Linked DNA regions of Mus musculus: all the other regions are linked to region 3. A link is a loop called in an ENCODE intact Hi-C map of the cell type or tissue named here. Cell type or tissue: left cerebral cortex. All regions are shown on one strand. Region 1 overlaps Il17rd (interleukin 17 receptor D). Region 2 holds the start of Tasor (transcription activation suppressor). Region 3 holds the start of Appl1 (adaptor protein, phosphotyrosine interaction, PH domain and leucine zipper containing 1). Region 4 has its middle 6.0 kb from the start of Pde12. Region 5 has its middle 8.9 kb from the start of Il17rd. Region 6 overlaps Pde12 (phosphodiesterase 12).

Region 1 (4,000 bases), 140 kb before region 3:
TGCTACAATCCTACCCCCAGAGGTGTTAGTGTGTGTGGTTTTCATTTACCATACTTGTCAGTATTTTCCTTGACATGAATCCTTTAGTTGGTGTCTGTACCCAGGATAAAACCCATGGCCTGTGTGTTTACCAGGAAAATGCTGTTCTTCTGAGCTGCATCTTCAGTCCAAACAGACCATTCCCCTGCAACTTGACTCTTAGCTGAGACAGACCCACGAGCACATGTGTTGGCTCACACCTGTATTCCAGCACTTGGAGGAACAGGAGTTCAAGATCTCCTGAGCTATATATTAAATACAAGAGACTGCACCTCATACACACACACACACACACACACACACACACACACACACACACACACACACACGACCCTAAAAATGGAATTCCTAGGAAAAGATACTAAACCTTTTGCCTGTAGCTATAACCTGCACAGATAATCCCCACCCTTGTTTGCAACATCTGAGAATCAGGGTACAGCCTGATGATGTAATAACACATATGAGTGATTCTCATCTGGGGAATGGCATTGTCTGCAAGAGGCGTAAAGTCTTGGTTTTACTGTTCAAGTCAAAGCAATATCTGGAAGTAGCTATGGAAGACTTCTATGCAAGTAAAACCTTCCTGCTCACCTGGGTTAGGGGAAACACAAGGAACATAATGAGCAGAGAGCGGTTTGCCAAAGCTGTACATAGGAAACACCTGGGTTTGACTCTCATCCCGAAGGCTGAACGACATGTAAACTCCAGAGCCTGTTGGGAGGGCGATGAGCTGGTCACAGCAAGCGGTATCCAACACCTGGGTGACTTGGATAGAGCCCATGTGATGCAACAACCCTCTGTCTCTAGGAAACTTTGTCCAATATGCACACAGAACACTACCCCCAGAGAGAAACCAGGACAGAACCAGCCATTCAGGAGGAAATAGGAGCATCCACGTGGGTCTGAAGACAGGGAATCCTAGGAGCTGGCTGGAACCAGACTGCAATGTGTAAAGATAAGTTTTCTTCCCAAGGAAACCTTGTTTTGTTTACAAGTCAGTACCTGTTCACAAAAGAAAAACGTTTCTGGGCACCTGCTACATGCTGAGCAACCCCCTCTGAGTGTTTTATCCTTCTGGGCCCATGAATCAGGTACATCTTTACCCTCTGCTGATACTGAAACCCAAGACGAGGGCACTTGTCCCAATAGGCCAGGGGTCACAAGCTGGTTAAAGCAGCAGAATATCAGTCCAGCCCACACAGAACATTCCAGAAGCGCAAGGATCCATCTTATGCTCACACAAGCTGAGATGAGTCCACCTAAAGATACGTGTTGGGTCTAGACTGACGGGCAGTAATCACCACAAGGGCGGGATATAAGCAAAAGGTGTTTCAGACAAAGAAACAGCATATGCAAGGCCCTAGGCATGGCTACATGAAAGTAGAAAGATGTGGTAGCTTTGATCCCAGCACTCGGGAGGCAGAGGTTCTCTGAGAGTCTGAGGTCAGCCTGGTCTACAAAGAGTTCAGGACAACCAGGGCTATTACACAAAGTAACTCCTGTCTCAAAACAACAACAACAACAAAAAAAAAGAAAAAAAGAAAAAAAAGAAAGAAAGAAAGAAAGAAAGAAAGAAAGAAAGAAGTTAAGAAAGAGGAAGGAAGGAAGGAAGGAAGGAAGGAACGAACTGTGGAGAAGGAAGACAGAGAATGGTCTATTCCCCTTACATAGCACAGGGCTATGTAAGAACTTTGGTATTCACTCCAACACCACTGGTTTCAAATAAGGAGTTTCATCTAATCAAGTGCCCACCTCCCCCAAGGGCCATCTCTAGCTGTCCTTCTACACTGAGACATCCATGAGGCTCTGCTTTAGTTATACACCAGGCCATGGCTGAGGAAGGCTTTGGAAGAAAACCTCACTTTACCACACCTGCCCTGCCCCCTGGTGACCACACGTCCAGAGACAGTGTGTGTCATGTTAAATGTCCAGAATCACTTACATTCAAACCACCAAACAGCCTTGCTTGGCTTTCCAGATAGGGAAACTAAAGCCTAAACGAGGCAAGCCACCTACCTAGAATCAAAAAGACGCCAGCAGACTGAGCTCTGAGCTCAGCCAGCCAAAGGCTTAATCCCAATGCTAATAACAAAACCTCATCACTAACTTGCAACTTCACCCAGTGCAGAGGATATTTACGCGCCTTGACCCTCAGAGGTTAAAACCAAAGGCAGAACTTGCCTACACTTGCATTCAAGGCTAGGCATGCCCCTACCTTCCTGGACTCCAAGTTCCTCTTGGCCCAGCCTCAGTTTGGCAGGATGCCAATACCTAGCCACTTCCTGGCATATGCCACAAAAGTGGGAAAGATGGCCCTATGCCATCTATCTCATCCTGGAGTACTGCTAATTCTTCCTTCCAAGACCTGAACAGCTTAGGAACCAACCTACCTGGGGTGATAGGCAATGAAGAACCGAGACACACATAAAGAAAAAGCTGGGAGGCTGGAAGGATGGCTCAGTGGTTAAGAGCACTGGTCGCTCTTCCAGAGGTCCTGAGTTCAATTCCCAGCAACCACATGGTGGCTCACAACCATCTGTAATGAGATACAGTGCCATCTTCTGGTGTGTCTGAAGACAGCTACAATGCACTAATAAAATAAATAAATAAATAAATAAAGCTTAAGAAAGAAAGAGAGAGAGAAAAGGAAAGGAAAGGAAAGGAAAGGAAAGGAAAGGAAGAAAGAAAAGAAGGAAGGAAGAGCTGGGATCAGGTAGGCTGGGCACTCAGGAAACCATGTTTATTATATATCTGAATCTGGGAGGCAGGTTTATTGAGTATAACTCAACAGGAGTTGGTATACTATGTAGAGCTGAATAAAAAGGTTTAGTCTCCGTATGAGATTCATATTCTCTCTCTCTCTCTCCAGGGGTGTTGTGGCAAGCTGTAAACAACCCAGGAGGAAGCCGCTTCCAACCACATTTCTGTATAGCCAGCATCCACACACAAACCAGCGGAAGGCTTTGCGGTTCCCATGGGTCTGAGGCCATTGCACCTTTGACATACTCATTCCAACAACACGTTACCTCAGGGCCCCGTCCACTCCTTACACACTCATTCACAGCTTTCTCTGATCTCCATACACTCCTGCTTTTGTTAATGCCTGGGGTGAGGGTAGCCATTTGTCCATCGGACCTCACAGCAGAAGTCTGGAAACGATGAGCAGGAGAGTAAGATTTGCTCCTGATATGCACATCCAGGAAAGAGCAGTCACCCAGATTATTATTTCTGCCCTTTAATAATGAGAATGCTCTGACTTATGAACTAGATGTGATGGTGTCTCAATCCTTGGCCCAGGCACCAACACTGAGGATTCTCGGAGGCTCCTCCTTCCTGTGTCTTGTGGAGGTCACAACAGACACAAACACCTTCCAGGAACCAGCTGCTGACTGCCTCTTTCTTCACTTCAGGAGGAAGCTTTCAGCCTTTCTCAACTTCATGTCTACATTTACCTGGCTGGCTAACTAACCCTGAGCAGTGAGATGGGCTCTGCCAATTTTTGACATCCCTAAGACCCCAAATTTTGACCATCTCCTTTTTAGGTAATGGCTGGAGGCTTATAGCCTCCTTACTATCATCAGCCATTGCCCCCTTCTGGATACCTGTCACTTTCAGGTACACTCTACCCACAACAGGAGCTCAGCTGAAGCCACCAACCCCTAAAGCAGGACTTTGGGTCCATTCTATAGAAAGTGGGCACCAGGGTCCCCTAATCACAGGGTCACAATACCTGCAGCAGAGCTGGGATGTGATGAGTTCCAAGAGCAAGACACAGATGCAAGCCCTCCTTACCTACCGTCTCAGGCTGAGGCAGACTCCTCTGCCGACAGTCAGGAGCTAGGGAGGAAACGGGACAGATATTCGGAAATAAGGAGCCACTGCAGGCTTACAAGAAAACATTTTATTTGATGTAGAAAATTCTAAGGTACAAAAGCATCTTACAAATGTCAGCCATGACTTA
Region 2 (4,000 bases), 460 kb before region 3:
TTTTGATTTGACCCTATTATGTACTATTTGAACAACTGCTGCCTGATTTACAGTAAGATATTAAGAATTATTTTCAGTAAAAATTTAAAAAAACCCTACCATGTTTTTCTAACTACAACCTCCCTTACAATTGAGAAAGTAAAAATCATATCCCTAGGCAAAATGGAAACTATCTCATTTCCCCCAAGGAATACATCAGACTCCACGGAAAAAGCAGCTAAGGTTTATACTCCCTAATTCCCTGTGCCACTTTTAGTATGTTCAAGGGCAGTCATTTTAGAGCAACTTCTGGATTTGGCTTATGAAATTTAAGAAGTACATACTACCTTACTAAATTTTCAAACAGAATCCTAAAGGACTCTAAGCCAGTTTTCTGGTCCCTTTTTAAAGTCTTGTTTTAATGATTTGTTCAAAGCCTTAGTCATTTAAAATCCAAAATAGGATGTCAAAAAGGTTTGATACAGCTTGAAACTGTTAAGCCCTTACTACATTATGAGGCCCTACTTAAAAGTACTTCTCACCTTTTCTACCAACTGGCGGTTGGGGATGAGTATCTAACTTTTCTTGTATCAGCACAGCCATACACACCTTAACGACATCAAGTGAATTCACTGTCTTGCCCTACACCCTAAAGTATTACATCATTTAAAGAGTATTTCTAGAAACATTCACTTCAGCCGGCAAAGATCAACTTCATCCTTCTCTGCATGGTTTCTCATGCTATTTCCTTCGCTTTGTCATCCATTTAGAAAGGAACTTTCTTTATACTTTCATAATCTCAGTTGTGCAGAGAGTTGGTTACCCAGATGCACGGTTCCAATCAAGATTCTAAATCTTCAGATATTCAAATGACAAAAAAAAAAGATTTGGGAAATAAACAATTAAAAAAAAAAACACGCAGTAAGAAGGTAAGTGTTTAAGTCAAATCCAGAAAATTCCAAATTATCGGACAGTCAAAACCTACTCTAAGAAAAAAAAAAGTGTACGTTTTACAATATGGCACTAAGATCTCAAAAAGTAAGCAACCCAACTGTTCCTATAATCGTTTAAGAAAAGTCATTCTAGGCTTGGAAGTTATACAGAAGAACCTACGTAAGCTAATGCTTTTCCAAAAAAAAAAAAAAAAAAACTACATGGAAATGAAGTGTGATGGAAAACTGCATGGAGCGCATATACTAATGGAGAGTTTTCTAAATAGAAGACGCTGACATCGAGCACATTTCAAGTAGACACACAGAGCTGAAGAATTTCCACAGTGAGAAACACTTGTCCTTAGAACGCAGTGGCCTTGGAGAAAGCCTCAGAATCCATGGCCACAGGCTACTTCCACAAGCAGACTTCTCAGAAGCATCTTTAGGAGGCCACCATCAGCTTCTCTGCCTTCGGGGCTTGGGGGAAAAGAGGGGCACCGAGCACCATCTTTCCGCTCGGGGAGCCGCAGCCTTATGGAAACGCTTCAAACCTGAGCTACTTCCAACTTCCACGGGGAGAGGGGGAGCGGCGGAGCGTGGTTCCACCCTATCCTCTCGCACCAAGGGCGGCTGGGCGGCCGTGGCCGTGAGCGGAGAGGCTGCTGGCGCTTGCGTGCGTGTTTACGTGTCTCGGATGGGTGTGGGGAGAGGAGACAGAGAGGTCTTAATGAAAAAGATGGAGGGGGAGGGAAGCGAGAGAGGGGGTGGGAGGAAGGGGAGGCACCACCTTTCTTTTCTCTGCTCTTCCTGGGGATCTGAAAACTCCGCCTAAAAGGCCTTTCCGGCTCTTCGGCGCCTTTGGGCAGAGCGGCCGCGGCCGCTTCGGAGGTTTGCTGAGGCTGCTCGTGGCCGTAGCTCCGGGCGGCTTCAGCTGCCGCGGTCTCCTCAGGCCCCGCGCCGCCGCCGCCGTCGCCGCCGCCATTTTGTAGGGAGGACTCAAGCTCCGGAAGCGCTGGCTTCATCCCGTCGTCTCCGCCGCCGCCGCCGCGGCTTTTCCAGCTCGCGTCCGTCGAAGGGGCCTCCGTCTCCGCGGCAGTCGCCATCGCGCGGGCGTGAGGCGCTCCAGGGAGCTTCCGCCCACAAGGTCGACGGGCGTAGGGGAGGAAGGGCGGCGGGCCAGGCCGCCGAGGTCTCGGCCCACCCGGCCCCTCCGCCCCCGGGGACCGCACTCCAGCCACAGAGACGCCTCTTAACCGCCACCGCGGCCCTAAGCGTGCCTCTCGCCCCGGGAGCTGCTCCGGATTCGGGCGGCTTTTCAACCGGCCCTGGCTACCCAACGTGCTCGCGTCGGGCCCGGGAGGGGGCGGGGCCTCGGCGGACCCGCTCTACCAATAGAAATGCAGAGCCCGCCTCCGCGACTGCAGAGAGACCGTTCCAGGAGGGCGGAGCCTCGCGATGCCGAGCCCGCCAAAAGAGGAGAGTGCCACGCCCGGGGAAAGCGTCGACGCCATCGCTTCAGAGTGAGGGCTTGGGCTTGGCAGCATTCTGCGGATTCCTGGGCCCTGCCCTCTCCGCACTGCGTTTGACGGAGGCAAGCCCAGAGGACGTCTTTCGGACAGTACTCTTGCAAGTAAGCACCTTCTTTCCTCCGGAGGTCTGTGGACCAAACCCGGCACATAATTGGCTGATCCTGGTCGTGTGATCGGTCTGCTCTGAGCTGATCTTCCAAAGGACCAGAATTCGAGCTCCAGCCGACATAGGACAACTCAACCAGCAGTTAGTCACTTCAAAGAATCCAAGTCCTTTTCTGGCCTCGGAGGGCACTAGGTATACGTGTGGTGCTCTATCATAAATGCAGGCAAGCCACCTATATGCATAAAGACTATAAACAAACAATAAGAAAGGCAGTGAAGAGAGATAAGAAAATGGCCTCCAGTGATAAGCAGGGTGATAACATCCTATTCCATCCAGACTTTCTGCTTTCCCAGTAGATCACGAGCACTGGTCGTACTCCAGACCAAAGCACTACATAAGCAAACATTCAATATTTGGGATTCTTCCGCACAATTTACAACCTAATGATGGGAGGCACGAATGCTCGCACACCTAGAAGAATGTTCGACCACCTAGAAGAAAACAATTTGATAGTGAAATGAAGGGAGGGCCTTTCAATAGTTTCTTTCTAGGTAAGGGGTTCTGAGTTACCATCTGTATAGACACATTCTCACAACAGATACCAAGTAGATGCTTTTGCACAATTTAAATGTTGAAATTTAGGCAAATTGAGATGACAAAAGCCAGGTCTAATTTCATCCAAAGTATTTATACAGCCTAAGGCCTAGTTTTCAAGCAGCTCCGGCCCAATAATGCATTTGATGAAGAAACACGGGATACTTTTTACTCAAGATCTCTAAGCAACAGCAGCAGGACGCCCAGGTCTTTGTCCCCCAACACCTCAATATTACTGAAGGAATTGTTAGGCCAAGATAATAAACTGCAAAAGAGCCACAGCCTCTGTCAAGTGATTGGTACTTGAAGAGCTCTCCAAGAGCAGCAGAGGATCTGGGATAAGCATCCATTGTTTGGCATCGTGTGTAGTGTAAAACCTGCACCTCTGTGAACCAAATCAAGGAAAAGTGTATGTAAATCAGTTATTAGTAAACAGGGTAGGTGCTTGGGATTTAGCTGAGTTCACGGAGATTGCCTAACATATACAAAGTCCAGGTTTTAATCTACCAGCACCAAATGAACTGAGCATGGTGGCACACCCCTGGGAAGGTAGAAGCAAGAGAGAAATTCAAGGTCATCCTGGGCTACCTGGGGATTAGAGGCTAAGGTAAAAAGTACATTTTAAAACTTTCCTTTTTTGAATGGTGAAAGAAAAGGGAAGGTTTAGAAAAACTCCTACACTATTTTAGTCACTTTTTCATACTGGGGAGGATGAGCTTGATGGCACATACCTATTCCCAGCCCTCAGGGGGAAGAGGTAAGAGGAGTTATACATGTCCAAGGTCAGCCTGGACTACACAGTAAGACCCCTGTATCAAATAAAATAAAACAGGAGAGGGCCAAGAATGTAGCCCAAGTTG
Region 3 (4,000 bases):
TCTCACTGTGTAGTCCTGGCTGGTCTTCTAGACTAGGTGGCTTTCAGCTTGCAAGGATCCTTGAACCTCTGCCTCCTGAATGCTGGGAATATGGACATGTGTCAACACACCTTACTTGAAAGTTTTGCCTCTTTACAGCCAGGTGCATTGTGCTCGTAGTAGCTGAGTAAGAAAGAAATATCAAGAATAAAATACCTGCCAGGGAGTGGTGGTGCATGCCTTTAATCCCAGCACTTGGGAGGCAGAGGCAGGCAGATTTCTGATTTCAAGGCCAGCCTGGTCTACAGAGTTTGTTCTAGGACAGCCAGGGCTATGCAGAGAAACCCTGTCTTGAAAAAAACCAAAAAAACCAAACAACAACAACAACAAAGAAGAAGAAGAAAGGAAGGAAGGAAGGAAGGAAGGAAGGAAGGAAGAAAGAAAGAAAGAAAGAAAGAAAATACCCATAATACAAGTGGGAACCTTTCATACAACAGAAGAATTGGCTCCAAACCATCTTTCTTCAAAACTAAAGATCTCTTCAGGAGGGTGACTATTTGATAGAGAATTTAAGGAATGGATTCGCATAAAATGGCTATACCACTGAAGGTAATTCCGTGGAACTATAATTCAAGTCTACCATAAAACGTCTGAAATGGGGCTGGTGAGATGGCTCAGTGGGTAAGAGCTCTTCCAAAGGTCTGGAGTTCAAATCCCAGCAACCACATGGTGGCTCAAAACCATCCGAATCAAGATCTGACTCCCTCTTCTGGAGTGTCTGAAGGCTGCTACAGTGTACTTACATATAATAAGTAAATAAATCTTAAAAAAAAAAAAAAAACTTCTGAAACAAAGTTTTTATCTTTCAAGAGACCATGGGGAAAATCTGGTAAACTCACAGCTTCCTCTTCATTACCATATTTGGATTTGCTCCAGTGTCTGGATTTGGGTCGAAGCAGCTGGAGAAGCAGGAAGCTAATACTCTTCTCCCAGCTTATCGTACTCTTTGAATGACAGTGGAATGGACTAGTGGACTAATGGGTAGATTTTTTTGGGAGATATTAATGATTTTGCCAATTTTTTTGCATATCGGTAAACTCACTGTACAACACTTCAGAGAAATAACGTGTGAAGCTGGAGAAAAGGGTGCATCAAGGCTGAATCCATAAAACACAACACAACAAAACAGTGTTAGCCTAGTCCTTACATGTCAAATCTCCAACTGTGTGAGCTTCACTCTACAGTCAAGGAGACCAGAGAAGTTCTTTGAGTCCTGCCAAACCTGACAATCGGTTTGCGAGAGAAGCCCTTTAATGACGGAAGGAAGTCCTCCGATAAATGTATCTTTAAATTTTTTTATTAAAAAAAAGTTTTCCTTTGTGATATACAAGAAATATAGTGGTCGTATTTTCAGCAATGACAAACTTGAAGACGAGGTAAGAACTAATGATTTGTCAACAAAATCAAGGGTTTTAAACTGATGCCGATAGGCAGGTGTCCAGGAGAAAAAAAAAAGTTTAGGGTCTACTACTCCAAATTAACTGTAAACCCCGTTAATGACACAATTTCGGATTCCACAGATTTGTGAGTTAACGCTCTTTGCAGGAGATAAGATTGAAAACTTGGAGCAGGGTTGGGAAGGTTATGACGCTAGGTGTAGGGATTTTTTTTCTTTGGTTGCTGACGAAATATGGTGCAGAAGTAAAACTGCCTCAGGTCCCCTCCGGCGGTCTTCACTCCGGGCTCAGGTTAGCTGTGCGCTAGCGTGACTCAGACAGCCCCCTACGTATTCAACTACGCGCGCCCGACGACGGAGGTCGACATCCCCACACTGCTCGGCCCGCACGGCCACTGCTCTGGTAGAGAACCCGCGGTCGGGGAGGAATTCCCGGTCAGCCCCGTAGCGGTGACAGACGTCGCGGCGAGCCAATGGGTGAGCTGGAGGCGGGGCTAGTGGGCCTAGGGGGGGCGGGATTTCCCGCGCGGCGGCCGCTGAGCTCTGGGCTGGGGCGGCGGCGCCTGCGAGAGGGCGGGCCGGGTCAGCTGCAGCAGGCGGGGCCACGCGCGGAGCTGTGGGCGGCTGCCGAGTGTCCTGCCGCCGCCCAGCCTTCGCCACGATGCCGGGGATCGACAAGCTGCCCATTGAAGAGACCCTGGAGGACAGTCCGCAGGTGAGGCGCGAGCGGCGGCTGAGGAGAGCGCGCGGCCTAGCGCGGGCCTGGAGCCTCAGGTGCCCGTGGCCCAGGTGGGCGCCGCCGCCCGGGGTCGCTGTCTGCCGGGGCCGCGCCCTACACTCCCGGGCCGGGCTGGAGGCCCGCGCGTACTCGCGCGGCTGGGCCACGGGCGGCCCGGAGACCGAGCGGCCGTCACTGTCTCCCGTGGGGCCTGGCGTTTGAGTCCGCGCCGAGTCGCCTTTGCATTTCACGGGAGGTGCTGTTTTTATCGCGATGATAGGATGTGAGATAAGTCCTGTTCGTGGCGTTTTCGGAGGAGGCCCGGCATTCGGGGGGACGGCAGTGGCTAGTTTTCTTAGGAAGGGTCTGCGAGGCGGAGTGTGCAACGCCGGTGGAAGCAGGAGTGCGTGCCTTGCTCCCCGTGCTGTGTCGGTGCCCGAGTCTCAGGCTGGTGGCTGTCACTTGAGCTGTGCACTGCGGGTGACGGAAGGCGCCTACGCTGCTTCGAGGAGGCTGAGCTTTGGGTAGCAGATTGGCCCGAATAAACTCATCAAAATGAAAGCCCTGTTTTTGTGCGTTAGGGATGATGCTGGTGTGGTTGCTCTGGCTGAAGACAGTTTGGGAAAAATAAAACGATTCGTTGGATTTCTTTTTCAGTACTTAATGACATCAATTGTGTTTTAAAAGGTGTTGGAGCCTCTAACTTGTGTAAACTTCATCTTTACGCCAGCCTTTATGTATAGTAAGGGATATAAAACAGTGTTGCAGGTAGATTTTTAAAAATATTGCTTGCTGAGAAGTACATACTTCATAGGCATTTGTAGTTTAATAAGTGGCCCTCCAACCAAAAAGAGGAAAAGAGAAGAGCTAGCGCTTGTTTTCCTGGATGGCACTTTTGTCATGGATTTTGTGCCAATTTTTATTTCAAAGTTAGAATTGTGCTCTGATTGTAGAATTGATTTATTCTTTTCTCTGAAGGCAATCTTTATAGGCCAGTTGCTAGGAGGTAATGTACTCTTATCAGATAATGTGAGAAAGAGAAAGCCACATATTTGTTTATCTCGTAGTTTAAATTGTGCGTAATGATTTTTTCAGTGTAAAGCCTTAAGATATATTTATTTCAGATGATTTGCTACAATTTTGTGGTTGTGTTAGTCAGAAGAATTTTATCATTTTTCTTTTTTTTAAGTTAAGACTCAGTATACTGTCTGAACTTCTTTTACCCAGCTGACTTTTTATAGCCCAATAAAGACTATAAAGAGAATGGGTCACACAGTGCCCTATCTATGATTTTCCATGTAGAGATAGTCCTGCATTTTCAGTATAAGTAGTTTACAACTTGAGTCAGACTCATTCTGTAGCTCAGACTAGCCTCAAACATGAGCTTCCTCCTGCCTCTGTCTGCTGAGTACTTACTGCAAAGCTTGAACCATAAGTATTTTCGGTTGTTATTGTTGTTGTCTTTTAATTTAAAATTTGTTTTTAGGTGTAAGGGTGTTCCATTTGTGTTTAACAGAGATTAGAAGAGGGTGTTGAATCCCCTGGAACTGGAGTTACTGATGGTTGTGAGCCATGATGTGTTGGAAATTGAACCTGGATTCTCTAGAAGAGCAGTCAATGTCTTAATTACTGATTTATCTCTCCAGCCCATTTTTAAATTTAAACTGATTTCTTTGGTACTGGGGGCTGGATCCAGGACCTTGCAGTTGCTAGGCAAAGCTGTACTACTAAGATAAATCCTCAATTTTGTTTTTATTTATTTATTTTTTGTGTGTATATGTGTTGCGCATGTATGTATGTGTTTGCATCTCTGTGTATATGTGCTCATGTGCATGGAGACTCAAAAT
Region 4 (4,000 bases), 290 kb after region 3:
GTATCTTCTATGCCTGAGATTCTCTCTTCTATCTCTTGAATTTTGTTGGGGATGCTTGCATCTGTAACTCCTGATCTCTTTCCTAGGTTTTTCATCTCCGGGGTTGCCTCCCTTTGTAATTTCTTTATTGTTTCTATTTCCATTTTTAGATATTTGACCATCTCATTCAATTCCTTCACCTGTTTGATTGTGTTCCCTGTATTTCTTTAAGGCATTTATTTGTTTGCTCTTTAAGGGCTTCTACGTATTTGTGTTTTCCTGAATTTTTCTAAGTAAGTTATTTATATCTTCCTTAAAGGCCTCTATCATTTCCATGAGATGGGATTTTTAGGTCAGAATCTTGTTCTTCAGGTATGTTGGGGTTAGCACTGATTGCTCTTCCAGAGGTCCTGAGTTCAAGTCCCAGCAACCACATGGAGGCTCACAACCATCTGTAATGGGGTCTGATGCACCCTTATTGTATCTGAAGACAGCTACAGTGTACTCATATAAATAGAAAGGAAGAAAGAAAGAAGGAAAAGAGAGAGAGAAAGAAAGAAAGAGAGAGAGAAAAAATAAAGAAAGAAAGAAAGAAAGGGAAGAAAGAAAGAAAGAAAGAAAGAAAGAAAGAAAGAAAGAAAGAAAGAAGCAAAGGATATTTTGCTTTATTATAAAAAAAATGAAGAACAGAGCAAGACAGAGCTGGCTTCTTTCTATGACACTGGACATTGTCCTAGTTTGCCTTTTATTGCTAAGATAAAACACTGAACAGTATTGCAGAGGTGAGCAGATCTCTGACAGAGCTAGTTCCAGGACAGTCAAGACTACACAAAGAAATCCTGTCTCAGAAAACAAAAGATTGTGACAAAAAGTTTTTCTCTTGGAAAAAACAAAAACAAACCAAACAAAACACTGAGCAAAAACAACTAGGGGAGTGTCTTGGCTTGGGTTTTCTTTACTGTGAAGAGACACCATGACCAAGGCAACTCTTATAAAGGACAACATTTAATTGGAGCTGGATTACAGGTTCTGAGGCTCATTCCATTATCATCATGGTGGGAAGCATGGTAATTTTCATGCTGATATGGTGGTGGTGAAGGAGCTGAGAGTTCTACATCTTGTTCTAAAAGCAAACAGAAGACTTACATCCTGAGGCAGCTAGGAGGAAACTCTCAAAGCCCACCGCCACAGTGACACACTTCCTCCAACAAGGTCATACCTATTCCAACAAGGACACAGCTCTTAGTAATATCACTCCCTATGAGCCAAGCATTCAAACACCTACTTCCATGGACGCCAAACCTATTCAAACCACTACAGGGAGGAAGGAGTTTATTTGGCTTATAGGTTATATAGTCTATCACAAATGGGAGCCAGAGGAGGAACTCAAGGCACAGGGCCTTCACAGTTCTGTACCAGTTGAGATCCTAGACCTGAAAGGAGAAGTGAACACATATCCCTATCTCTAACCCAAAAACTATCTCCAATTGATAACCAATTTGCAAATAAAAACTTAGTTTTTTCCAAGGGACTCTCATCAGGAAAACAAACTACTCTTAAGGGTAGAGTGCATGCCTGTTGCCCTAACCCTTCCCCGCGCCCCCGGGCCCCAGACAGGTAGAGGGTAAGAAGGCATGGAATCAATGACAGATTCTGGGAGAAGCAGACTCATTTACTAAAATCGTGAGGATTGCCTTTATACCCTCCACCTATGTCCGCTCAGACCATAACTGCTGGTCCCACAGCTGGCACCAGCCAATTGGCTGCCCCAGTCATGCTGTCTTTATTCATCTCTGGGTGTCAGGCAGATTCCAAGCTTAGTGAATGTGGAAATGCCTGCTGCGCCTGCATGGACCATTGCAGACCGCTAGTCAGAACATGCTGACTCACTCCTCCTCGACTTGCCCAGCAATATAGGCTCAATTTGGGGTGTTTCCTTCTTCCAATGAGAGCTCCTATTAACAAGACTTTTTGAGGAACCTAGAAACAGGAACTGAAGCAGAAGAAAGCTGTTCCACACACACCTGGTACTGTCTTTAGTGGTTGTTTTATAGTTTTGACATCTCCAATATACTAGGATCTCCACTGCAACAGAGACTGTTACCTTTACCAATGGTCTCCTGCCTTCTCTTCAGGAATTCCAACCTGCCAAATGGTGCTAACTCTCAACTTTTTTGCATGACTGTTTCGGGAAGTATTAAAAACTACAGGCTTTCCGTGCTACTGCCAGGAAACTCTTGGCCCCGGTGCGGTCCGCTAGCTCTGTCTCTATCTAGCGCCCCCAGCGACTAATCGCTGTGTTCCCAGTTCTGGTTCCCCTGTCCCTTCCCACATTCCAGTAACCAAGTAGAACCACCAAGTCCCCAGGCTCCATCCAGATACTTTCTGCCCTGGCATGATCCCACCGGGCTACTCTCTGCCTGCCAACTCTCCGGCGGGTCTGGAGCTCCCGAGTTCCCTTTGCTGCCACAAAGTCAGCCGCCACAACACCCAGCAACCCAGTAAAAACAAAATTCTAGAAGCTTATAATTAACCAAACAGATTTATGTATCAATAAATTCTCAATTCACAAGATGGCAATACAATAACTTCAGAACCAATTGAGAATGATAAAAGCTGCCCACCTAGATTAGACAAATTATCCCAATTATTCTATCCTTTATGCTGTCATAACTACCTGTGGCTATTTAAAGCCACGCTGGTTCAGGTTCTTCTTCCTGTCCCTCCAACTCCATCTTGGCTTCTCTTTCTCCCCCATTCCCCAGACCCTGTCTCTGCAACTCTTAGCTCTGCCTCCCTTTCCCCTTCTCTAATCACAGGCCTCCTGCTGCACTAATATTTTAATGTGATTGGACAGGGAAAATCCTGTCACACATGACCCCTGCAATTCTGCAGCCTTCATGCTGCCAAAACCAGTTCCACAAGGAATCATTTTACATATTAACAAGTTTAGCTAAAGATTATAGTCTTGGCTCCTTCCAGGAGCTTCTAAGTGCTAACCCTGAGGAAACAGGTCCCAGAAAATTTCACCTCGGTGTTCCTAGACTCTTATTAATCACAGCTGTTTTGTTTGTTTTTTGTTCTTTTTCAAACCCAGAAGACCAGCATCTATTATATCACTTAAGTAAAGGTTTTGCAATGGTTTGTATATCCTTGGACCAGGGAGTGGCACCATCTGGAGGTGTGGCCTTGTTGGAATAGGTGTGACCTGGTTGGAATGGGTGTGTCACTATGAGTGTGGACATAAGATCCTCACCTTAGTTGCCTGGAAGTCAGTCTTCCACTAGCAGCCTTTGGATGAAGGCATAGAACTCTCAGCTCTGCCTATGCCATGCCTGCCAGGATACTGCCATGCTCCCACCTTGATGATAAGGGACTGAACCTCTGAACCTGTAAGCCAGCCCCAAGTAAATGTTGTTTTTTATAAGACTTGCCTTGGTCATGGTATCTGTTCACAGCAGTAAAACCCTAACCAAAACAGGTTTCATTTCCCAAATTCTTAATTCAATTATATCACACAAATGGCCCTGATTGAATCTTTGAGGATTCTGAAATGTGAGGAGTGAGGGAAGCCCTGAGTGTGTGAAGTACTGAACTGAGTGTGGTGTTGATATGAGATCTCACTGGAAGGAGGAAACACCCCAAACTGAGCCAATTCTATTGGTGGGCAAGCAACCTACTCTTAAGCATAATTTGTTTTCCCTGTGAGATTCCCTTGGAAAAAATGAAAACTTTATTTGTAAGTTGCTATCAACTGGAGATAGCTTCTGGGTTAAGGATGGGGCATGTGTCCACTTCCCCTTTCAACTCCAGGACCTCATCTGGTACTGAGTTGTGCAGACCCTGTGCATGCTGCTTCAGTCTCTGAGTTCATGTGTACTAGCCCTGTTGTTTCTAGAAGGCTTTGATTCCTTGGTGTTCTCCATCCCCTCTGGCTCTTATTCTCTTTCCACCTCATCTTTCTTATTGTTCCCCGAGTGGAGGAATTTGATGGAGACATTCCATTTAGGTTTGAGTGTTC
Region 5 (4,000 bases), 60 kb before region 3:
TTACTGCAAATGCACTATAATGTTTCAAAGACTGTGCCATAGATACAGTGTGTCTTTGGAATTAGGGATTGTTACTGGTGCCGGTTTCCCTCGAATCACTCTGCCAATCAGTAAGTGGAAGCAGTTTCTCCCCATCACACCTATTAACTCTCTGAAATCATTTTTGCTTTTCTTTCCTTCTCTCTTTCTTTCTTTCTTTCAAGATTTATTTATTTTATATGTGTGAGTACACTGTCACTGTTGCTGTCTTCAGACACACCAGAAGAGGGCATCAGATCCTATAAGAGACGGTTATGAGCCACCATGTGGTTGCTGGGAATTGAACTCAGGACCTGTGGAAGAGCAGTCAGTGCTGAGCCATCTCTCCAGCCCCGTTTTTGCTTTACTTTCCAGTAAATTTGAAATCTGCTGGCCTAGAGATCTTAATCTCAAAGGGAGTCTAGTGATGACTCCATTGGATTGAAAGGTCAGGCTGTCACAAGGCCATTTTGCCACTGAAAGGCATTTCTTTCTTGGCTGGAGTGACTGATCCCTAATTCAAAGGGGAATTTAGTGTTTCTCACAGCAGGGGCAAAGATCATGATCTCTGGAATTAGGGACTCTTGGGTACAGCACTCAATATTTCCATGACCGCTGAAAATGTTAATAGAAACTTAGCAACCAAAAATGGCAGAGCCAAGGCTGGATACACGGCTTAGCCATTAAGAGCACTGATTGTTCTTCCAGAGGATCAGGTTTAACCGCCAACATCTACAAGGTAGCTCACAACTGTCTCTAACTCCAGTTCCAGGGGATCCAGTGCCCTCTTCTGGCAGGTTTGGGAACTGCAGGTATGTGGTACACAGCCGTACATATAGACAAAACACCTATAGCTTAACATTATGTATGTATGTATGTATGTATGTATGTATGTGACCAAGCCCACTCAGTCAGTCAACAGGTTTTCCAGCTCAGGAGTGAGGATTAAAAAGAAGAAAGATAGTTAGACAACATTGTAGCATGACCCCAGTCAACTCTGAGACTGAAGGCAAATTTAATTTTCCCAATCCATGTTTTATACCTTTTTAATTACATGCACGTATTCAGGGCAAGTAGTACAAAGAGGGCTCAAGCAAGACAATAGTCAAGGAACAAGCAAGCCAATAAACACAAAGCCCCATGATCACTCCGGTGATCACTGTTTCTAAGGATGATCAAGATATCTGAGCCTACTTCTTTGTTCTACTCTAAAACCAGATTCTTACTGCCTTGTCCTTGGCCAATGTCAGGTCCCTGTCTGGACTTACTTCTTTGTCATGGCCTAATGTCAGATTCCTGCCAAGCGGTACCCCAAAAGGTTCTCCATATGTATGTATGTGTGTATGTGTGTATGTTTGTGTGTGTGTGTGTGTGTGTGTGTGTGTATGTATGTGTATTGAAAAGCAGGACTACTGGGTATTCAGAGTTTGGGGAATTGAGGTTTGAGTCTGTTCATCAATTAAAGAGTTCCAACCAGGTTCCAACCATGGGGACACATCTTTTAATCCTAGCACTTGGGAGGCAGAGGCAGGCAGATTTCTGAGTTTGGGGCCAGCCTGGTCTACAGAGTGAGTTCCAGAACAGCCAGGGCTACACAGAGAAACCCTGTCTCGAAAAACAAAACAAAACAAAAATTTAGTCCTTTGTGGGTAGGGTTGGGGGAGGGGTTGAAACAGGGTCTTAATGTAGCTCACACTGGCCTTGAACTCACTACGTAGCTGCCTTGAACTCCTGATGCTTCCTTTATCTCTGAGATGCTGGGATTCCAGATTTGCATCTCCGTGCCTGGCTTTAGTTTAGATTTTAAATAACCGGTGGGACAGTGACTAATTAATATAGCTAGCAATACATACAATTGCTGTTGGGACTGCTTGTTTGTTTTGGAAAGAGCTTCTCGCAAAAGATGAGGGCATCTTCATTCCTGCAATGGCTGTGTCCTATTAGGTGGAGTCATAGACCTTCGGACGTGTGAGAGGAACACACGGAAGGCGAGTACTCTAAGGGAAGTGCTTATACTAGTTATCAGTTTGTTGCCTCTTAGGTTCAAAATTCACCCATCATTAACCGTTAGGCAAAACTGAATGAAGCTGGTCTCCCGTTTTCCTTTGTCAGCTAGCGTTATACTGTACTTGTCAGTAGAGGGCGATAAAGAGACGCCACACGAAGAAAAGCACGCTCTTGCTGAAGCGTTCCTGCAATCTAGCGGGTCCTTCAAGGCCTCTTCTCCAGCGAGTTCTCCATCACCACTGGGTGGCTTTTCCAGCTCCTGAAGTGGAGGCTGGTTCTATAATATCCAGCTCTGCTACGTATGCAGCATTCCCCATACCAGATTTTACAAAAGCTGCCTCTTGCAATGCACAGCAGCCAGAAGTGCCAGTAGCCAGAGCCTCTCTCGTTCTCAGTGGCTCTCAAGATAGCACAGTGTCAAAGCAAGTTCTCTGTCACCCAGGGAAGCATGGCTGCCCTCCCCAGATCCAGGTTTCTGCTCTGGCAGAGGGGATCTACTTTGGGTTGTTTTTCTCAGCCCTAAGCAGTAGCTGTTGCTTTTCTTGTTTTCTTTTGAGAGGAAGAGGGCTTTAAGACTCAAAATCTTCCTGCTTTATTTTCCTAACTGCAGGGCTTACAGTTGTATCCTGCAACCTTCCTTTTTGTTTGTTAGTTAGTTAGCTAGTTAGTTAGTTTGTTTGATTTTTTCAAGACAGGGTTTCTCTGTGTAGCCCTGGCTGTCCTGGAACTCACTCTGTAGACCAGGTTGGTCTCCAACTCAGAAATTCTCCTGCCTCTGCCTCCCAAGTGCTGGGATTAAAGGCGTACACCGCCACTGCCGGACTACAACCTTCTTTAAAAATATATTCTAATCTTTTTTTCTGAGAATTTCAATTATATACCCTTAAGGGTTCCCTCTATTTATTACTTACCAGTTCCTCCTTTTTCTTATTTCTTATTTTAGTCATTAGTTCCTTGTATTATTTTTTTCCTGTTTAAATCATGTGGCTTCTGTCTACTAATTGGACCCAGACTAGTCTGTACCTGAGATAATTCCAGAATTGCTCAGTGGCTCCCCAGTGAGAGCTCTGGGGAGAAATAAACCTGAGTTAGGAAGGTGTAAGAAAGACTTCAGTACCCTGGAGCCCCCATTCGCTTTGAGATCGTGCATACAGCACACTCCACCTCCCTTGTTGTAACACACGCAGCAGCCTAGTTCCTTCTCCCTGTGTGCACATACCCCTCTCCAAACAACTCACTTAGCATCTTCAGAAGCCCCTTAAAATCTCACCTATGTCAGAGATACACTTCCTCCCATCTCTGAACAGTGTATGAGTTCCCCCGTCACTTACAACGATCAAAGTAAGGCAGCTTCTATTCAAGCATATCCCTAATATCCAAATATAAAGAATGTAAGGGCTAAGCCGGCCTGACCTGATTTTGAGTGCTTAGGCAGTGAGCAAAACTGCGCTCTGTAGTAGAGAGAATCCCCCATTTCCCACCCTAACACACATAATTGGGCATGCATATGATTACAATTAAAGGTATTATGGGAAGGGCTGAACACATAACCCAGACTATCAACTGAAATAGAGAAGCCTAGAAACCATCCCTCATTCTCTTGAGCCACCTAAAAAGAAGGCTGGAACAATAACACAGCCCTGGATACTCCTGCTCACGGGGCTCCACGTCTGTCTTGATTGTATATCTTTCCTTGACCTATATTATCTCTTTGCTCCAAATAAAATTATCTTGCCTTTTTTTGCAAATCTATGTGAGCCCTCACTTCTAGTTCTTTAGCTAAGAGGCCAAAAGCCTGGAAACACCCAACCCAGACGCTACCACTGGTGACAAATTTAGCTACACTACCACAACAGTCCTGCTCCATCTTTGGCGATGTTTTAGCTTCCCATGAGCATATGCTAAAGACATGCTTTATCACTGAGCCACACCTACCCTCAAGCCTCTTTTAAGAGAATGTTATCCGTGCTGGGTG
Region 6 (4,000 bases), 300 kb after region 3:
GCGGCCGCCAAGAAGAGCAGGAAGAACCGAGCCCACTCGAGCGGTGGCGCGGCCTGTGAGGCTACAGGGCCTGAGCCGGTTGCGACCTGCGAGCCGGTGGTGAAGCTGTACTACCGGGAGGAGGCGGTGGCCGAGGATGTGCTCAATGTGGACGCCTGGCAGGACGGAGCGGTGCTGCAGATCGGCGACGTCAAGTACAAGGTGGAGCGCAACCCGCCCACCTTCACGGAGCTGCAGTTGCCGCGCTACATCATGGCTGGCTTCCCTGTGTGCCCCAAACTCGGCGTGGAATTTGGGGATCCCGCCAGCTCCGTGTTCCGCTGGTACAAGGAAGTCAAACCCGGGGCGGCAGAACCTGGGGACAGCGGCCCCGCGTCCTCGTCTCACTCTTCGCAGCCTTCAGCTTGGATCGAGACCGGTGTGGACGAGCGCGTCTACACCCCGTGCAATGCAGACATCGGGCTCCGGCTCCGGCTTCACTGTACACCGGGCAATGGGCAGCGCTTCGGGCCAAGCCGGGAGCTAGAAAGCCTGTGCCCGGTGGAGGCCGGGCCTGGCACCTGCACTTTTGACCATCGACATCTGTACACCAAGAAGGTGACGGAGGACTCTTTCATCCGCACTGTCTCCTACAACATCCTGGCAGACACGTACGCCCAGACTGAGTTCTCTCGGACGGTCTTGTACCCGTACTGTGCCCCCTACGCCCTGGAGCTTGACTACCGCCAGAATCTCATACAGAAGGAGCTCACAGGCTACAACGCAGACCTCATCTGTTTGCAGGAGGTGGACCGCGCGGTGTTCTCCGACAGCTTGGTACCGGCCCTGGAGGCCTTCGGGCTGGAGGGCGTGTTCCGAATCAAGCAGCACGAAGGCCTGGCCACTTTCTACCGGAAGTCCAAGTTCAGGCTCCTTAGTCAACATGACATCTCTTTTCAAGAAGCCCTCAAGTCGGACCCACTGCACAAAGAATTACTAGAGAAGCTGGCTTTGAACCCATTAGCACAGGAGAAGGTCCTCCAGAGGTCATCTGTCCTTCAGGTCAAGTAGCTCTGCTTGTTTTCTTCATACTCGCCCAGGATTAGGGGTTGCCGGAGTATAGGGGGTTGGGTATTAGTACTCGTCATTGGAAATACGCATTTCTTTAAAGTGTTTTTGCTCCAGCATCTTGAAAGTGTAGCCTGTTCCTTAATTCAGCACATTTTAACCTCTCCTAGTGTGCCTATCCTGCCGCAGGTTGCCTTCAACAAGATGAATAGAGACATTCCTTAGTGTTTACAATCCAGGTAGACATAGTAACTTGTCACGTACCGTTTTAAGAGCACTTTAAAGCACTCCCAAGTCTAAGTCCCTCCTGTTTTAAGATGTTTCGTCTCTATTGTTAACTAGTGTGTAAGAAAAAGTAATTGGCTTATCTGTTTTTACAGATACTATCCTTTTTTAATAAATGAGAAAATGTTCCTAATGTCCTTATGCTAGTTGAAAGAAGTATGAAGGGCTGGAGAGATGGCTCAGTGGTTAAGAGCACTCACTGCTCTTCCAGAGGTCCTGAGTTCAATTCCCAGCAACCACATGGTGGCTCACAACCATCTGTAATGGGATCTGATGCCCTCTTCTGGTGTGTCTGAAGACAGCAACAGTGTACTCACATATATTAAATAAATAGATAGATAGATAGATAGATAGATAGATAGAATGGGATCTGATGCCCTCTTCTGGTGTGTCTGAAGACAGCAACAGTGTACTCACATATATTAAATAGATAGATAGATAGATAGATAGATAGAAAGAAGTATGAAGCCAGGATTCATAGCCACTTGACAATGTTAGCATTATTGTTCAGGGTGTGAACGTAGCTTTAATCTGTGGGTTTGTGTTTTGTTTTATTTTATTTTGTTTCCTTTGTTGAATTTTGTTGATATTTTTGAGATGAGGTCTCACTGTGTATCGGTGGATGTCCTGAACTGGATATGTAGGCCAGTCTAGCATGAACCACTGAGAGTCACCTGCCTCTTAAGTGCTGGGATTAAAGTTGTGTGCTACTAAGCTCATCGTCTTTAAGGGCATTTTCAGAGTTTTTTATGTAATGGGTTTTGTTCTGAGTAAAGGAATGTCTACCCATTTTCAAGCACCACTGTGTTCTGTGCACTCTTATGTAAGTTCATTTAATTGAATACACACATCTATGAGGGAGGTGATATGGTTTCTTTACCTTACTCCGAGGCACAGTGCTGTAAATGCTAGACTGTTCAAACAGATCTGACTCCAGGACAAGTAAGTGCTTTCACACTTGAAAACAGTTTAATCTTTTTTTTTTCTTTTTTTTTGGTTTTTCGAGACAGGGTCACTCGGTAGACCAGGCTGGCCTCGAACTCAGAAATCCACCTGCCTCTGCCTCCCAAGTGCTGAGATCAAAGGTGTGCGCCACCACTGCCTGGCAGAAACAGTTCAATCTTAAATTTATCAACTACAATGTATTTTTTCATAATGGTGTATATTGGATGGTTACTAAAATGTTATATTTACTCATGTTACATACCTTAAAACTTGTAGTGTCAGATTTAAAACTTGGTGTCTTAGTTTTCAAGAGATTGTGGAATGAAATAGCTCAGCCTGAGAGTCAGGTATTATGGCACCTGCTTTAATCCCAGAACTTTGGAGGAAGAGGCAGATGACTTTTATGAGTTCCAAGGCCAGGCTAGTTTACATAGTGAGTTCTAGGACAGCCAGGAGTATACAGTGAGAAACTGCCTCAAACAACCAACACCAAAACCAAAAATACTTTCAGGAGATCGGCAGACACCAACTGAACATTGATGTTTCCTATTACAGATTTCAGTTCTTCAGTCTACAACAGACTCTTCCAAAAAGATATGTGTTGCTAATACCCATCTCTACTGGCACCCAAAAGGTAGGTTTTCTTTAGCTTTACAATGACTTAAACATTGAGACTCAATGTTATTAAAGCTGTACGCACACACACACACACACACACACACACACACACACACACACACAGGCTAAATATAAAGGTGAAATAATAGCCTGTAGAATCTGAGTGACATTCAAGATAAGAGTTTGATAGGGCTCGGGTTGTGGTACACACATGTAATCAGCTCTGAGGATGCTGTGGCAGGAGGATTTCAAGTTCTAGGCCAACGTGGATTTCAAAACTCTTATCAAAAAATCAAAAGTAAGGTGTGTGTGTTGAATGTAATTCAGGTACCATGATTTGTGGGTGCAATGTGCTCTCAGGGTGGGAGGTGCTTTAAAAAATACTTAGCACTAATTTTGTTTGTTTGTTTGTTTGTTTGTTTGTAGGTGGATACATTCGTCTCATTCAAATGGAAGTAGCCTTGGTTCATATTAGACATGTCTCACGTGATCTCTATCCTGGCATACCAGTTATATTTTGTGGAGACTTTAATAGTACACCATCAACAGGCATGTATCATTTTGTCATCAGTGGCAGCATTGCAGAGGATCATGAAGACTGGGCTTCCAATGGGGAAGAGGAGAGATGCAGCATGCCTCTCTCACACTGTTTCAAACTGAAGAGTGCTTGTGGTGAACCTGCCTACACAAATTATGTCGGTGGCTTTCACGGATGTCTAGATTACATTTTCATTGACTTAAATACTTTAGAGGTTGAACAGGTGATTCCATTACCTAGTCATGAAGAAGTTACCACCCACCAGGCCTTACCTAGTGTTTCTCATCCTTCTGATCACATAGCACTTGTATGTGACTTAAAATGGAAATAGATTTTACTTCACTAACTCTGAAAGGAAGCTAGGAACTGTCCAAAAAAATGTAATATGAAACAAAGCCCATATATCAACCTTCAGTGAGGCAACACCAGACTCAATGGTCATTCCCTACTGGTTATGTTCCAGACGGCTTTGTTACAGAACTAATTCATCTTTGCATCATATAATATCGTTATCCTCCTTTTTAAAATTCCCTACATTTAGAGGAAAACATATTTATGACTAGCAAG

What was found. Peaks named below come from ENCODE experiments on the same cell type or tissue, not always from the same donor. Only the 100,000 strongest peaks of a DNase experiment are listed, where the experiment ranks them.
Region 1: it touches region 3 in a loop (2.2-fold over the local background); 5 of 42 quality-filtered maps call a loop at or near these places.
Region 2: a loop joins it to region 3, with 2.6 times the contacts of the local background. A loop is called at or near these places in 4 of 42 quality-filtered maps.
Region 4: it touches region 3 in a loop (2.0-fold over the local background); 9 of 42 quality-filtered maps call a loop at or near these places.
Region 5: a loop joins it to region 3, with 2.4 times the contacts of the local background. A loop is called at or near these places in 18 of 42 quality-filtered maps.
Region 6: it touches region 3 in a loop (3-fold over the local background); 7 of 42 quality-filtered maps call a loop at or near these places.

Annotation. Positions count from the first base shown.
Region 1 is chr14:27,107,212-27,111,211 of GRCm38, reverse strand. Il17rd (interleukin 17 receptor D) reads right to left here. Exons shown (of 13, transcript NM_134437.3): 13 at 3,926-4,000. Among named protein-coding and RNA genes, the nearest start is that of Il17rd, 70 kb to the right of the region's middle. In left cerebral cortex, a CTCF peak has its summit at 1,940 (motif pointing left); no DNase peak of the experiment used is centred here.
Region 2 is chr14:27,427,083-27,431,082 of GRCm38, reverse strand. Tasor (transcription activation suppressor) reads right to left here and starts at 2,249. Exons shown (of 24, transcript NM_001114879.2): 1 at 1,699-2,249. The coding sequence starts at 2,014. Gm52095 (a long non-coding RNA gene) reads left to right here and starts at 2,456. Exons shown (of 4, transcript XR_003951011.1): 1 at 2,456-2,541. In left cerebral cortex, a CTCF peak has its summit at 1,531; DNase peaks (open chromatin) are centred at 1,537 and 2,303; H3K4me3 peaks cover 2,093 bases; H3K27ac peaks cover 1,806 bases.
Region 3 is chr14:26,968,551-26,972,550 of GRCm38, reverse strand. It overlaps Appl1 (adaptor protein, phosphotyrosine interaction, PH domain and leucine zipper containing 1), which reads left to right and starts at 2,000. Exons shown (of 22, transcript NM_145221.2): 1 at 2,000-2,150. The coding sequence starts at 2,097. Gm41114 (a long non-coding RNA gene) reads left to right here and starts at 3,743. Exons shown (of 2, transcript XR_874477.1): 1 at 3,743-4,000. In left cerebral cortex, a CTCF peak has its summit at 2,243; DNase peaks (open chromatin) are centred at 870, 1,924, 2,557 and 3,583; H3K4me3 peaks cover 2,775 bases; H3K27ac peaks cover 1,317 bases.
Region 4 is chr14:26,673,829-26,677,828 of GRCm38, reverse strand. No RefSeq gene overlaps it. Among named protein-coding and RNA genes, the nearest start is that of Pde12, 6.0 kb to the right of the region's middle. In left cerebral cortex, a CTCF peak has its summit at 2,270; no DNase peak of the experiment used is centred here.
Region 5 is chr14:27,028,135-27,032,134 of GRCm38, reverse strand. No RefSeq gene overlaps it. Among named protein-coding and RNA genes, the nearest start is that of Il17rd, 8.9 kb to the left of the region's middle. In left cerebral cortex, CTCF peaks have their summits at 803 (motif pointing left) and 2,168 (motif pointing right); DNase peaks (open chromatin) are centred at 803 and 2,195.
Region 6 is chr14:26,665,289-26,669,288 of GRCm38, reverse strand. It overlaps Pde12 (phosphodiesterase 12), which reads left to right. Exons shown (of 3, transcript NM_178668.3): 1 at 1-1,041; 2 at 2,833-2,911; 3 at 3,322-4,000. The coding sequence ends at 3,764. Among named protein-coding and RNA genes, the nearest start is that of Mir7672, 2.3 kb to the left of the region's middle. In left cerebral cortex, CTCF peaks have their summits at 55 and 1,639 (motif pointing left); DNase peaks (open chromatin) are centred at 164, 720 and 2,156; H3K4me3 peaks cover 2,389 bases; H3K27ac peaks cover 570 bases.